Regions from separate parts of the Homo sapiens genome. Here region 1 is linked to region 2. The links are chromatin loops, found by intact Hi-C in ENCODE. Cell type or tissue: B cell. All regions are shown on one strand.

Region 1 (8,000 bases), 55 kb after region 2:
CTGGAGAAAGCAACTGTGGCTGTGCATCTTGGCATTTCTAAGACGTAATCCAGTGCCTGTCCCATGACATGCTTTCAATTAACATTTCTTAAAACATGCATCAAAGAAACATTGAAAAATATGAGATAATACCATGGAAAGAGGCTACAGACCCACAGTATGAGTCCGTTCTCACATTGCTGTAAAGACATACCCGAGCCTGGGTGATTTATGAAGAAAAGAGGTTTAATTGGCTCACAGTTCCACAGGCTGTACATGAAGCATGGCTGGGGAGGCCTCTGAAGACTTTCAATCATGGCGGAAGGCGAAGGGAAAGGAGGCCACGTCTTACATGGCGGGAGCAGGAGGAAGACAGCGAAAGCAGGAGGTGCTACATACTTTTAAACAACCAGATCTTGTGAGAACTCACTACCAAGAGAACTGCAAGAGGGAATTCTGCCCCCATGATCCAATCACCTCCCACCAGGCCCCTCTTCCAACATTAGGAATGACATTCCACGTGAGATTTGGGCGGGGACACAAATCCAAACCTTATCACCCAGGAAGTGTAAAGTGGCTTGCAAGTCCACTGGATGCAGAAGATGAGGCCTCTGAGGAAGTCCCGGTCAGCATCGCACAGCAGCCCAGAGCAACCGAGGGTACTCACAGAGGCACCAAAACAGACTGAGTTTGTTCAGTTTATGTTGTTTAAAGAAGAGAATGTCTATTTTCAAGATTTTCATTAAAATTGTTTTAAAATTTTATATGCCGTCTCTATAAATATAAATTTCCTTCTGTGATTTCTGTGAAGCTGCAATCTCTGGATTGTCTTCTATGTTTATTTTGAATGAGGGAATGCGACAAGCCTTTATCACGTGCCAATTATGAGGCAGGAATGGTGCTGGGCGCCAAAACCATCAAGACGTTCACAGCTCTCAGACACCAGCGATCAAATCAGAATCACGCTGTCAGTGCTTTGGTAGAAGCACCCAAAGGGACTTTGAGAGCAGAGGAGAGAGAATTCTCAGTCAGGCTGGGGCATCTGGAATCTTCCAGAAGCTGCATTGTGGAGGGTGAGAGGTGAGTTGATTTGGGGTTTTTTATTACAGCACAGAATCTGGCTCTGACGAACTCAGGCAAGATGGAACCACATTTGAAAGAATCTATGAAGACAGACTTGGCAAAGGCAGGAGTCACGGCAAATCAAGGGATCTGGCTAGCAAGGACTCACAGGTAACCCAGCTGGAGCTGCAGAGCTGACTGAATGAGCTCCTCGCACTTCATGTCTTTTTTTTATGTCACTTCGGTCACATTTCCAAATCCCAAGATGAGGATCCAGGGGCCTGGGCTGAATGACACCCCTTTCCTTTGGCCAGGAGAGGACAGAGGGTGTTACTGACACCCCCACAGTGTGGCACAGGATGGTGGAGAGAAATGTTCCCTGAAGAATAAGGAGAAAGAGACGCTGATAGTAAAATAAGAAATGATCAGTAAAGTGAAAATTAGTTAAGTGAGGAGGTAGGGAAGAACATTGCAATTTTATGGAAATACAGTTGCTTATATGATTGGAGCAAAAGCCTAGTGTCAGAGAGCCATAAGAGTTAGCAAGATGAGTAGGCAGGGGTTGACCTCAAAGAACTTCCCGGGCCAGGCCACAGTCTATACCCTCTCCTGACAGACTGGAGAACCACTGGGAGGTTTGAGGCAGGAAAGAGACATAATGAGATTTGCATTTTTAAAAGATCCCTGGCAGAGATGGAACTGGATGGGAGGAGGTTGAGCTACTGGAAGCCGCTTCAGGATCTAGGGGTACAAGGTGAGCTCTTTTTTGGACACGTTGAGTCTGGTCTGAGGTTTTTCTTTTTGAGATGGAGTCTTGCTCTGTCGCCCAGGCTGGAGTGCAGTGGTGCGATCTCGGCTCATTGCAACCTCCGCCTCCTGGGTTCACGGCCATTCTCCTGCCTCAGCCTCTGGAGTAGCTGGGACTACAGGCGCCCGCCACCACACCTGGCTAGTTTTTTGTATTTTTAGTGGAGACCGGGTTTCACCGTGTTAGCCAGGATGGTCTCGATCTCCCGACCTCGTGATCCGCCTGCCTCGGCCTCCCAAAGTGCTGGGATTACAGGTGTGAGCCACCGTGCCCAGTGAGTCTGAGGTTCTTATGAGGCTTCCCAGAGTCTTCATAATCCAAATCCTACCCACTCCCAATTATAAATAACAGCAAAAAATAATAAACAATATTATTCCCTCATTCATTTATTCATCAAGCACTTAGTGACCACCTATAATGTGCAGGTGTTGGGAACATAGCACATAACAATTTCTCTCTGTAAGGACTCACAATCCAGCGCAGATAAGTGAACACAGGAATACAGCACGATAATGTTCTGCTACAGAAAGAGACTGAAGTAAATTTCCTCTTTTGCTATGAGACTTAGGTGGAAAGAAAGAGTAGTGATGATTTTAAATATTATGGTAGTCCCGAAGTCATTCTCTTGCATCCCCAAAACTGACATACTCAACTCTTCAAATATCTTTAATTTTTACATTATGAAAACATAAAATTATCCAAAAAAATTCTTCCTCCACAATTCCTTTTAGTTTCCACTAAATAGTATATTTATATTCACACATGAAGATATATTACACTGCTGAACACCAAGTAACTGAGGAGAGGTTGCAAATAGCTGGAGTAAACAGCAAATTGATTAAACCATAAGTTGATAGAAAGTTCAGACGTTGCACAAACCGTGATCGCTCTCACGACCGACACCAGTGCAGCCCTGGGAGCACATCTTAAGTCAGCAATCTGGCAACTCCCCTGTGGCCACCTGTTCCCCTTGCTGTTCTCAGTCCCAGGCTCTGGACTTCATATTCACAGGCACACACACATCCCTGCAGACATCTGTTTTCAAGAAATGGTGGTGCCAAACTCCTCCTGGGAAATGTGCTGAGAAAATTCCTCTATCCGTGAGCTGTGAAGAGCAGAAAGCAAACGGGAGGGGAGGGCCCTTCCAGCTGCCCCGCTCTTGCCCGATGGATGGCTGCCGTCCACCTGACGGCACCCATTTCAATGACAGCCGCTAACATCTTCCAATGCTTCCCTGGTGTCTTGCTGTGACAGTTAATTTTGTGTGTTAATGTGGCTAGGCTGCATTGTCCAAACATTTGGTCAAATGCTATTCTGGATGTTTCTGGGGTTTTTTTTCAATGAGATTAATATTTAGATGAGTAGATGTTGAGTAAAGCAAATGACCCTTCATAATATGGGTGGACCTCATCCAATCAGTTGAAGGTCTTAATAGAACAGAGACCGACTTCACCTGAGCAGAAAGGAATTCTGCCAGCAGCCGGCCTTTGAACTCAACGTGCAACTCTTCCTTGAGTCTCCAATGTGCCAGCCCACTTCCATCTTGCAGATTTTGGACTTGCCAAGCCTCCAAGATTTTATGGGTCAGTTACTTAAATCTGTCTGTCTGTCCCTCTGTCTCTCTGCATCTCTCTATCTTGTTGGTTCTGTTTCTCTAGAGAACCCTGACTAATATACTTGGCTCATCTTCAGCTGTGTGTCCAGATGTTTTGCCCCCAAGACCTGTAGTCAGCCTCTAGGGCCTCAATCCCAGCACGGTTTCTGCACCTGCCGCGCCGTGGTGTGGAAGGAAAGGTGAGAAGAAGGTGGGCTGCAATGGCACAGCAGTGCTGGGCAGGAAACCTCACGCTCAGGCCTTATGTGAGCCTTTCTGCCCCTAATGCCCTCCTCAACCCGTCTATGAGAATGTGAGGCTTCCAATTGTGCTGCACTTAATTTGAAAGATTGGCAGAGCAAGACTGTACCAGAAAGTTCCCATTGAACCCTGGCCATCGACGCAGCCCCTATAAGGGGTCAAGAGCGTGCCAGCCCCTCGCCCCTCTGCATTCATCAGCATTGGTTGAGTACATGCTGTGACTGACCGGTGTTGGTACAATGGGCACAGAGATTAATAAGACACAGCCACTGCCCCCAGGGAGCCAGAATTTCATGTCCCTTTTCTTTTATTCTTCCACAAAACTGGAAACATCATCCAGACATGAGAATTTCAAGATTTTTAAAAAAAATCCTTTCAGAAACCACTTAAAGGGAAAACCTACTGATCACCAACTGAGGGCTGAATTTTGACAGCCCCTAACATCCAGGTGACTATACCCAGGGGCATAACGGAATTCAAGTGCTAAGGAACCACAGGCATTTTAAAGATAAATTTAGTGGCATTTTTAGGCACTGTTCTTAAGCCTGTCTGTTCTACTCCCTGAATTGGGGGCATAGCTTTTAGGTTCTTGAAAGTGAGGCTACATCCATTACAGGTCAGATTCTTAAAAAGGGATATGCATAAGAGTTTATAGAGTTTTAAAATATATATGTTTTTAAATTGTAGCCAAAATAGAGCACTCAGAGGTAATTACAGGCTTCCTTTAGAAGCAAACGTGGTTCAAAACTTCTTTCCCAGGAGGCTGTGTAGTTGTATTCACATTGTCGTCACTAGGTGGCAGCAGAGGGACTTCTGTGACTTTCAACCATTGGCTTTGGAAGGGATGGCGGAGGGGAGGCAGCTGACTCAGACTTCATTTTAGTGTAGGTGAGTGTGCGGCGTTTTCTCTGGGCAGCAACTATGTTAAACCACCATGGTACCTATTAATGTCAAATAAGTACCCCACAGTATAGAATTGATTTTAATACATCATTATCAGTATGTGGCCAACAGGGAAATTTGCTAGATCTCAGATGCACTTTGTCTCCATTGTGTGGCCTTTCCTTGGTGTTTTTGAATAGTAGAGATAATCTAGTTTTAAAGCTGGTACTTTTGTGAATGTGTACTTTCATACTCCATGTCTCAGGTACCCCTAGAGGACTCACTTAGAATATTAAGTGAATAATATAGAATAACCCCAGGAGTATTCACTTCTCTCTTCTCAGGCTGCCTTGGTGCAGACAAATATATTGTCCCCAACTTCCTGCCTTGTGCCCCAAGAAGTCTTACTAAAATGGTACATATGGAAACAGCAGAATGTGACTCTGTTCTCTGTGTCTGGAAATGAATGGATCAACCCCCAGTTAGGGATGCTGTAGAGATGTTTCCTGGATTGAGAAAGATAAATATTAAATTAAAAGGTGACCGAAGTTCCTTCTAATTCTAGGATTCCATTACTTATAAACATATGGCAATTACAATAAACTAGCGCTCCACAGTAACTCCCAATGAGCCCGCTTTGGGGATACCCTCCTTAAGACACGTTCAGATCATGCAGTAGCTACAGTTTATACCACTCAGCCTTGAGCTAGAGGAGCTGCTCCACCAGCCCCTTCCTCTGTTTTCTGCCCCTGCATGGGCCCTTCCTCCACGGCCTTTATCACTGCATGGTCTTACATTTACTCGGGTGCTTGTTGCATCAATGTCTACCTCCTATCCTTCACTGAAAGGTGCAAAGGACAGAGACTAGGTCTGTCTGTGCTCAGCACTGTATCCCCAATACTTCACAGAGTAGGAGCACAATTGTTGAATGAATGACTGCATGCCAGTCCCCCTTGGGACTATCACTTTTCAGAATGGAAACCATCTGCAGACCTGGGCATCTTCATGTCCATTTCTCAGTTTCTGAGCTGGTTCTGGCTTTCTGCAGCTCAACCTGGTGCTCACAGGAGAGCTTGAGAACTCTAGAGAAGCAGGTGATTGGCCCTCTGAGTAAGGTTCCTTCCAGCAAAGTTTACACCGTTTGACCTGCCAAAACAAAGACTTGACTTGAACTGTCCCATCACATTGTAATTCCAGGGTCTTGGGCTGCCCCTCCCATTCAGAAGAGAGTTCTTTATGTCTGCAATAGACCCACATCCCTCTCCATCTTTAACTAGAACCATCAGAACACTGCCACTTTTGTTCTGCTTCCAAAATTCCCAAAATGGGTGATTTTGCCCCCAAAGGACTCACATACCAGTGTAGCCCTAGTGGGAAGCAGGACGGAGGGCGTCTCCCAGGCATATCAGACAGCACAGGGGGAAAGGATGCCAACACATGTTAGGATATGACCTGATGTGACCTAATATGACCCTTGACAGGTTCTTACTTCACATGTTGGCTTTAGTTTCTTCGTCTGTAAAAACAGAAGGTTTGGTCAGATAGCATCTCAAGTCTCTTCCACTCCTGAAAATCTGTAATTATGCCTGGGTCATGTGGCTCAAGGGCAACTACCCCATCCCAGGTGAAGATATCCCATTTCTAGACACACTAGTTTGAAGCCTGCTTCAGTAGATATATTTCAATCCCCAAAGAAACTATAAAATGATAGGAGCTTTTCCCTAGATTTTCTAACCTTCTCCTTAACACATTATGGCTGAATCTCTTACAGATGTTTCCTGACAGATCATAGTGAAATTACCTCTCAAGAATGATAACAATCAAATGGAACTTTGTCATTTTTTAATTTAACATTCACTATTTGGAGTTTCCTCAAGGATTTCCAGAGGCCTACATGATTATGGCACAATGGGTAACTTTTCTGGGGCCCGATTTTAGTAGCAGATGCTACGCTGAGCCGCTTGGCCAATCGATGGGCCTGCCCACCTCCAGTCTCCACAGGGAGACGCAGCCCTGTTTTTCTCTGCTTCCCTTAGCATACTCAGCGACCATCATGAAGTGATAAAAGTTTCACTTCTTTAATGAAAACAGCACCCAAAGAGAGTCTAGTGTTTATGTTGGTGACGAACGTTGAAAGAAAGTGAATAGCTGTAAGAAAATGACAGTTCTTCCAGAAAGTGGAAGTTTTAGCTAATTATGGCATGGTAGTAGCTCTAGTCTTTTAAGGGAAAGAGAGTGTGTGGGAAATCCCTCAGTATTTTTTTTCTCTCCTTCTTCTCCACTCTCTGGTGCCCCAACCCTCAGGCAAGCCCACAGCAGGCTCGGTGCAGCAGCAAAAGAGGCCAGCAACAGGAATCTGCAGGAGCTACAGCTCTGAGGGAGAGAAACCTTGCTCTCAGTTCAGAAGAACCGCAGCTCCAAGAAGGTGCCACAAACACTGTTGCCTCTCTGTCTTCCTCTCTCTCTCTCTCACCCTCTCTCTCCCAGCACTGCTGTAAGGCAGTCACAGAAGTGGGTAGTTACTGGCTGGACAACCATAAAATAAAGCCTCAGGGAACCAGAGGTGCTAAGGAGAGAGCAGAGAGAGAAGAGTTTGGGAAAGCATACAGCATTATCCCCAGAGAAGTAAAAATAAATAAATAAATAAATAAATAAATAAAATAAGAGTGTCTGGGAAAGGAACTCCATAAAGAGGTTTATGAACTCCTGGCTAACCCCTGGCCTGAGCATGTCTAAATCTGATCCTAATTGGCATTCAAAAGACCTTGAGGACTGAGCTTAAGAGACAGGTCTCCCCAGGTTCCAGTCTGACCTTTTAGGTAAGGAGCACTCACGGGGGGCACCCAATTGGGAATGATCTGAGTAGCATTGAAAGGCTTTGAAAATTGAACTAACATTGGAATTGCAGCTCAGAGAAGGTGGGTTGAAATGTGAGGCCTGAACTTAACCAGGTCAAGTGCCCGCCAAAACAAAAATGTCAACATCTTCCATAGGATTTAAACAAGACCTGAAGTCTTATATATAATAATCAAAATGTTCAGGGTACACTCAAATAGTATTCAGCATATAAAGAACCATGAAAACCTCAACATGTATGGGAAAAGTCAATCAACAGATGCCAGTGCCATGATGACACCAATGTTGGAAGTATCTGACAAAGCTTTTAAAATGCTTGTATGAGCAATCTTGAACACTCTTGAAGAAAAAGCAAAAATACAAGGTATCATTAAAGAAATAGAAGATATACAGGACAAAAATCAGAAATTTTAGAGTTGAAAGCACAATAACCAATATTAAAAAAAAACAAACACATTAGCTGGGTTCAGTACCACAAAGGATGTGACAGAGGAAACAGTGAACTTGAAGATACATCAAAAAAAGAGGGAAAAAAGGTTGAAAAAAATCTAGTAGAGC
Region 2 (8,000 bases):
GGGAGGTTTCGTCCATGCTATTCTTGTGATAGTAAGTTCTCACAAGATCTAATGGTTTTATAAGGGGCTTCCCTTTCACTTGACTCTCATTCTTCTCCTTCCTGCTGCCGTGGGAAGGGACATGTTTGCTTCTCCTTCTGCCATGATTGTAAGTTTTCTGAGGCCTCCTCAGCCATGCTGAACTGTGAGTCAATTAAACCTCTTCCCTTTATAAATTATCCAGATGGGTATATCTTTATTAGCATCATGAGAACAAACTAATACAGTAAATTGGTACTGGGTACTGGGCAGTGGGGATAATGTAAAGATACCCCAAAATGTGGAAGTGACTTTGGAACTGGGTAACAGGGAGAAGTTGGAACAGTTTGGAGGGCTCAGAATACGACAGGAAAATATGGGAAAGTTTGGAACTTCCTAGAGACTTGCAGGGCTCAGAAAACAGGAAGATTTGGGAAATTCTGGAACTTCCTAGAGACTTGTTGAATAGCTTTAACCAAAATGCTGATAGTGATATGAACAATAAAGTCCAGACTGACGTGGTCTCAGATAGAGATGAGAAACTTGTTGGGAACTGGAGCAAAAGTGACTCTTGTTATGCTTTTGCAAAAAGACTAATGACATTTTGCCCGTGCTCTAGAGATCTGTGAAAATGAACTTGAAAGAGATGATTTAGGATATCTGGCAGAAGAAATTTCTAAGCAGCAAAGCATTCAAGAGGTGACAGAGCATAAAGTTTGGAAAATTCACAGCCTGACTATGCAGTAGAAAAGAAAAACCCATTTTCTGGATAGAAATTCAAGCTGGCTGCAGAAATTTGCATAAGTAATGAGAAGCCAAATGTTAATTTCAAGACAATGGGGGAAATGTCTCTAAGGCATGTCAGAAACCTTTATGGCAGCCTCTCCCATCACAGGCCCAGATGCCTTGGAGGAAAAAATGGTTTCGTGGGCTGGGTCCAGGGCCCCCTGCTGCATGCAGTCTAGGCACTTGGTGCCCTGTATCCCAGCCACTCCAGCCATAACTAAAAGGGGCCAAGGCAGTACAGTTTGGGTCACAGCTTCAAAGGGTGCAAGCTCTGAGCCTTGGCAGTTTCCACATGGTGTTGGTCCTATGGATGCACAGAGGACAAGAATTGAGGTTTGAGAACCTTTGCCAAGATTTCAGAGGATGTATGGAAATGCCTGGATATCCAGGCAGAGGTGTGCTGCAGGGGTGGAGCCCTCATGGAGAACTTCTGCTAGGGCAGTACAGAAGGGAAATGTGGGGTTGAAGTCCTCAAACAGAGTCCCCACTGGGGCACTGCCTAGTAGAGCTATGAGAAGAGGGCCATCGTCCTCCAGACCCCGGAATGGTAGATCCACTGACAACTTGCCCCATGAGCCTGGAAAAGCCACAGACACTCAATGCCAGCCATGAAAGCGGTCAGAAAGGGGGCTGTATCCTGCAAAGCCACAGGGGCAGAGCATCCCAAGGTCATGGGAGACCACCTCTTGCATCAGCATGACCTGAATGTGAGACATGGAGTCAAAGGAGATCATTTTGGAGCTTTAAGATTAAATGACTGCCCTATTGGATTTCAGACTTGCATGGGGCCTGTAGCCCCTTTTGTTTTAGCCAATTTCTTCCATTTAGAATGGATGTATTTACCCAATGTCTGTATCCCCATTGTATCTAGGAAGTAACTAACTTGCTTTTGATTTTAGAGGCTCATAGGCAAAATGGACTCACCTTGTCTCAGATGAGACTTTGGACTTAGACTTTTGAGTTTATGCTGGAATGAGTCAAGACTTTGGGGGACTGTTGGGAAGGCATGATTATGTTTTGAAATGTAGAAAGGAAGTAAGATTTGGGAGGGGCCAGGGGCAGTATGATATGGTTTGTCTGTGTCCTCACCCAAATCTTATCTTGAATTGTAGTTCCCATAATCCCCACATGTCATGGGAGGGACTCAGTGGGAAGTAATTTAATAATGGGACAGTTTCCCACAAGCTATTCTCATAATAGTTAAGTTTTCATATGATCTAACAGTTTTATAAGGGGCTTCCTCCTTGACTCAGCTCTCATTCTTCTCCTTCCTGCCACCATGTGAAGAAGGACATGTTTGCTTTCCTTTCCACTGTGATTGTAAATTTCCTGAGGCCTCCCCAGCCATGCTGAATTGTAAGTCAATTAAACCTCTTTTTTTTTTTTCATAAATTATCTAGTCTCAGGTACGTCTTTATTAGCACTATGAGAAAAGACTAATACAAGGATGTTATATGTCATGGTGATGTTTTATCAGGCAGCACCTTTCCTATTTTTACCACCAGAAAACACAAAATAAGCACATTATTTCTATATGGGAACAAGTTAACCCTTGTCAGAAAGTAGAAGTTATTCTTGTTCTGCCAAGTGCTTGATTTTTGCACAGAAATTCAGAAGAAAAAGCAGAGGTAGAAAGATGATGCACAGAGAAGACAGTTACAGAGACACTGAGACAGAGAAAGCGGGCTTAGGGACATGTGATGTGTTGTAACAGACACTGAAAACCAGATTCTATTTTCATGACCCTTGGCACAGACATCACACCACTAACACTGGCACCAAGTCAGAATTGTAGCTGGCTGAAGGAAATATATCAAAGGTCAGAGACACATTATTGCAATCACATTAGAGGCACATTAGAGCACAATTAGAGGCACATTAGAGTTATGGAAACCTATTTGAAGTCTTCCCACAATCCATTAGAGTGGTACACCTCCAGGCCATATCACCCCCTCATTGGCATATAAACATAATTATCTGCTTATTGAATTTGAGTATACTGAAAGCTCTGTCCCATTCTGTTTATATTTAATCAATTTTCTGCAAAGATAAAAATTATAAGAGTAGGAACTGTGTGTGTGTGTGTGTGTGTGTGCGCGCGCGCGTGTGTGTATGTGTGCCTGTTTTGCAGTAGCTGGAGGAGGAAGGTGCTAGGAATGGGATCTTCCAATGGTTCTAAAACGTGGCTGCACACTAGAATCATTTGGGAAAATTTTAAGAATCCCAATGTCCATGCTCTCTGGACTCAAACCAAGCTAGTCAGAATCTCCAAGATAGGGAGGCAGCAGTAGTATTTAAAACTCCCTTGGTGATTTGCATGCATAGCCAAGGTTGTAAACCATTGTTTCCTCTCTGTCCCACTCATCTAACTTCTTGTTCATCTCCAAAACTATAAAAGCATGCCTTACTAACTCCTATATTTTAAAATCTTCCTTTGATTGGGGTTGAGACTCGGGACTACAGATTGAGTTTCCTTAAATTCACCATGGTATAGATTATGTTCTTCTAACTGCTTATTTTATTTATTAGTTCACTTTTTTTAGAGATCAAGTCTCACGTTGTCACCCAGGCTGGAGTGTAATGGTGCGATCATAGCTCACTGCAGTCTCGAACTCCCACCTCAGCCTCCTGAGTAGCTAGAACCACAGGTGCGTTCCACCATGCACAGCTAATTTTTTTAAAACAAATTTTTAGAGATGGGGTTTCGCATCTTGCCCAGGCTGCTCTCAAACTCCTGGCCTCAAGCGATCCTCCCATCTCAGCCTCCCAAAATGCTGGGCTACAGACATGAGCCACCACACCCAGCCTATTTGTTTTAATATAATAGAGCAGTCAAATAAAAAAAAAATTGGTTTCTAAAGGTAAGATGATTGGCCTAAAGCAGGAGTCATGGCTGCATCCTCTCTGGTCGTGTGGGTCCCATTCATTCTTTGCTTTGATGTACTATTGTCTGGTGTGCCCATCTCATCTCTCCAAAGAGGCTGCAAACTCCCTGAGGCGAGGCCACATCTGCCACCTGGGTCCTTCCCTCCACTTTGCATCATGCCTCATACACAGTGGGCACTCTACGGCCTTCTGATTTCACTAGGATATGTCACTCCCATTGAATAGCAACATTTAAAAACACTTTTAAAGTTTAATGTGCTTTCCTACTGCCTCAGTACATTTTTGTTCACATTTCTAACATAATCCTGACATAACTGCCTTCTCCACACACCCCTCTTGTGGTTTTCACCATACCTTACACCACAAACTCTACCTCTCCAGAATGTTTCCCCTTGGATTGGTTTCCATGGAAACCTGTCTCTGGGGGAGAAAAGTGTGTGTTTGCTGAAGGAGAACCATAAAGGCAGGTTGCCTCCTGGTGTAAAGAAGTCACCAAGGGAGATGGAGAGGGAGTTGAAGCAGAATTGCACCAACTCTAGTGGGAAGCTAATGCACTTCATGCCAGTTCAATCCTGTAGACACAGGGAGAGATTTGAAATCCCAACTCAAGGCAGAGGCAAATTAATAGGGTTGCCTTGTCACACTGAATTAAGCCTTCCAGTTTAGAATACTCCTATTCCAGGTCACTCAGTCTTCAGTGGGTGAGGCGGGGGGCGGGGGGCGGTAGGAGGAGAGGAGACTATACTGAGATTGTCAGTGGAGAGTGAGCCAAGGTGGCCCCAAGCAAGGCATGGGGCCTACTACTTAGAACAGAGGTTGGGGTGCAGTCCCCACACATGCCCACAAGGGGTCACAGTGATTCAAAATAAGGCTATTCCTCACCGCCTTCATGAGAAAAAACAAGAAACTGCCTTAGAGCTAGCAGTCTTCAAAGATACAAGAATCTCCTTGGTACATCAGAAAACAAGCTATGAGAGGGGGTGCAGAGGCCATGTGAGCAGAGCCTCCAAGTCTACTTGAGATGTGCGTACTATTCAGTAGGAGCCACAATTTAAGATGGAATGCCATAGATGTGTTACAAGTTTACTACACAGGAACAGGGATTGGTGACAAACTTTTCAATAAGCCACTCCAGTTACATGAAGTTACTCTCCCTGTTTCTTCTGATCAATCATTTAATAAACACTCGTGAAGCTTCCACCTAACCGTACACATGCAATGTGCAAGATGCTGAGAAATTAAAGAAAGTAAAGAATATTGGAGACCTCCCCTCCAGGAGCTCAAAATCTAAATGTGGAGATCGTTTTATAACCAAAGATGGTAATGGTTGTGGGATCACTCAGCTATTGGGGTGACCTATTTATCTGCACAAGTACTCCTGAAGGGAAACAATGACTTAGAGCACTAGTGTTTATTCTCAAACAAGGGTCCACAAGAGATGTTCCTAATTTGGGGAACTATCCTAGAAAAAAAAAACCACACACTTGCCTTTAAGTGATGTCAAGGTTCATAAGCTTCACTGTGACACAAGGTCTTGTGTTGGTCTCCCAAAATTGTTATTGTTCTCCCAGCAATATTCCAATGGTCCACCAAACAAGCTGGGACTTTGGACACCAAATCAGTTAAGCCTCATTTTTTAAGCCCTTTGTACCATGTAAGGCCTGAGCACTTTAGCAAGTCAGGAGACTAAAGTTTAGAAATCAAAATTCAATTTACTATGCATAAAATAGTCAACTGGAGTGGACCTCAAATAGGTTCTAAATCTGTAACACTCAAATTCCAAGTCCTGATTTTTATATATTTTATGTATTTATCATATTAAATTATATATTATATTAAAATTAACTGGATTTTAATATAATTGACTCTGCCTCTCTTTGACCCCTTGTTTTGCTTCCTCCTTCAACTGCCTTTTCTGCTCTCCCATTCTCACAGTAACTATGACCATTTGGTCTACTATATACAATGTTTTTATTTATTTTATTTATTTCCATTTATTATTGTACTGTTGATGTTACCAAAACTCCAGAGGTTTGGTCTAGGCCCTGATTCTTGCTGCACAGAAAGCCAATCACTGAGATGCCAAGTATTGCCAAGGAAGAAGTATTAACTAGGTGCTGCAGCCAGGGAGATGGGAGCTCAGTCTCAAATCCATCTCCTTGACTTACCAAAACTAGGGGTTTATAGAGCACCGAGGAAATGTAACAATGTGTAAGAAAACAGGAACTAGGGTGGGGCAAGGAGGTGTTTGGTGCAGTGATCTGCTGAGTTTCAGTTCTTTGATACTTCCCGAAGGTCCTTTCCTGAGGAAGGAACTCATAAAACAGATACAAGTTTCAAGCTTTAACAGCAGAAGGGTGTTTCTATGTTTATCCCAAAACAACTGTCTATGGGACTATTGGGCCCATTTCATTGAGGAGATATTGCCATGGTGATACTGAAACATGTTTGTACCAAGATTTGGCTACAATAAACTTACAGGTTCTTAGCATGCCTTCTAGGGCCATTTCATCTATTTCTGAGATTCAGTAAATCCAAAGAGTGGTTGGGTATCCTTCTATCTCCTGCATCTGTGTGTTTTACAGGTGAAGCAAAGCCAAATCTACTAGATTTGAGGACTTAGCAATACATAGTTCAGGGGAAGAACCTTTTGAAGATTTTTGTGGTTGACATGAACCTACTTGCCCAACATATTCCTGAAGGCTTCCCATCTAGCCATGAGATTGGCATGGAGGGATAGTTATGGGAGTGACCTTAGGTGGTGTTATCCAAATTTCCTTCAATTCAACTGTTGAGAAATTCCATTTCATAGGAATCAGCTATAAGCAGGGGCTGCACAAGTGAAAGAATATATTGACTACTGCGTAGGAACTGTAAGTTCTTGCCACCTGATTCTTAGAAGAGTTGCACTTATTAATTTGGAAGGAAAGTCTGGCCCTCACCAAATCACCCCATTGGTAATAACTGGAGGAAAAAAGAGAAAGAAAATAATGATAAAGATAATAGTAGAACTCTCATTTGGCCAGTCATACTTATTGCAGGCCTACTCTATGCCAGGCACTGGGTAGGTACCAGAGGCCACAGAATTGTCACTTTGGGCTGATAAGAAGGCAGAAAGTCAAGAACTGTACAGCAAGAACATCTTTAAGACTGCAGAGGCAAGGCAAAATCAGAACCCAGAATAAATGGAAGATAAAAAAGGGCTTAGAGAAGCTGGAGCTCCCTGGAGAGTGGTGCCACGGGTAACTCTGAGTATGTCCAGATGGCCTGAGGAAATGGGAGACAAATGGATAATTCTAATTCAGTGTGGCCAGTGCTATTTATAGAGGCAGGAACAGGGTGGTGTGCGAGCACAAAGAAGAGAAGTTATTCCCTCATCCTCAGGGAGAAGATAGCAAGAAAGTCATGAGTTTTGCATTTAACAGTGATGGCCCCTGATGGCCATGTGGAACCCCAGGAGGCAGATGAGACTTGCTCAGAAAGTTGCAGAGATACTGCTTGTGGCACCATGGGATCTGTCAATGGCCTGCAGAGGTGCTCAGGTGAAGGCAAACCTACTGTTTCAAACTCTTACAAAAATTGCTGTTGGATGTCCAGGAAAATAGTGTTCACAGGCAAAAAGCACAGGTTTAAAGAGGAAAATCTACATGCAAACATGGCCTAAAAGTATTTAACTCCTGGGTCTCTGCCACCACCTTTCAATTATCTGAAAAGGAATCCCTTGCTCTTTAATTACAGTGCTTTGGAGTCCACAGGGCTTTCCAATATAGTTACTTCATGTGGTTGGAATCAGGGCCCTTCCTTGGAATAAAAGTGTAATTTAAAACACTAGGAACAAGAAAGGGAGCTAGGAAAGCCATGGGGCCCCCAGCTCTGCACCCTTAGGCACTCGCTGCTGTGCCTGCTACAGAGGAGTTCAAGTAGGGGATCCATGACCTCCCCATAGAGGAAACTCTAAGGGGCAATGCTGGCCAGTTTGCTGTTTAGATTTAAATAACACATAACATTGTACCCAAGAGCCTTCCCAGGAAAAAGTAAATGAAAATCATTTTCTAAAGTCTGAAAATGGCCAGGCACAGTGGCTCACAACTGTGAGGCAGAGGCAGGAGGATCCCTTGAGCCCAGGAGTTCGAGACCAGCTGAGGCAGTATAGTGAGACCTCATCTCTACAAAAAATTTAAAAATTAGCCAGGTGTGGTGGTATGTGCATGTAGTCTCAGCTACTTGGGAGGCTGAAGTAGGAGGATCACTTGAGCTTAGGAGGTTGAGGCTGTAGTGAGCTGAGACAGTATCACTGCACTTGAGTCTGG

The links. A loop is a pair of places that touch in the nucleus more often than their neighbours do. Peaks named below come from ENCODE experiments on the same cell type or tissue, not always from the same donor. Only the 100,000 strongest peaks of a DNase experiment are listed, where the experiment ranks them.
Region 1: it touches region 2 in a loop (9-fold over the local background); 12 of 110 quality-filtered maps call a loop at or near these places.

Annotation. Positions count from the first base shown.
Region 1 is chr6:4,152,573-4,160,572 of GRCh38, reverse strand. It overlaps ECI2-DT (ECI2 divergent transcript), which reads right to left. Exons shown (of 4, transcript NR_103764.1): 3 at 5,580-5,732; 4 at 3,188-5,092. The region is part of intron 2 of LOC124901246 (a long non-coding RNA gene); the gene reads right to left. Among named protein-coding and RNA genes, the nearest start is that of ECI2-DT, 21 kb to the right of the region's middle. In B cell, CTCF peaks have their summits at 4,309 and 4,509 (motif pointing right); a DNase peak (open chromatin) is centred at 4,522; H3K27ac peaks cover 1,276 bases; H3K27me3 peaks cover 637 bases.
Region 2 is chr6:4,207,342-4,215,341 of GRCh38, reverse strand. No RefSeq gene overlaps it. Among named protein-coding and RNA genes, the nearest start is that of ECI2-DT, 75 kb to the right of the region's middle. In B cell, CTCF peaks have their summits at 4,331 and 4,542 (motif pointing right); DNase peaks (open chromatin) are centred at 4,541 and 5,961; H3K4me3 peaks cover 1,142 bases; H3K27ac peaks cover 1,902 bases.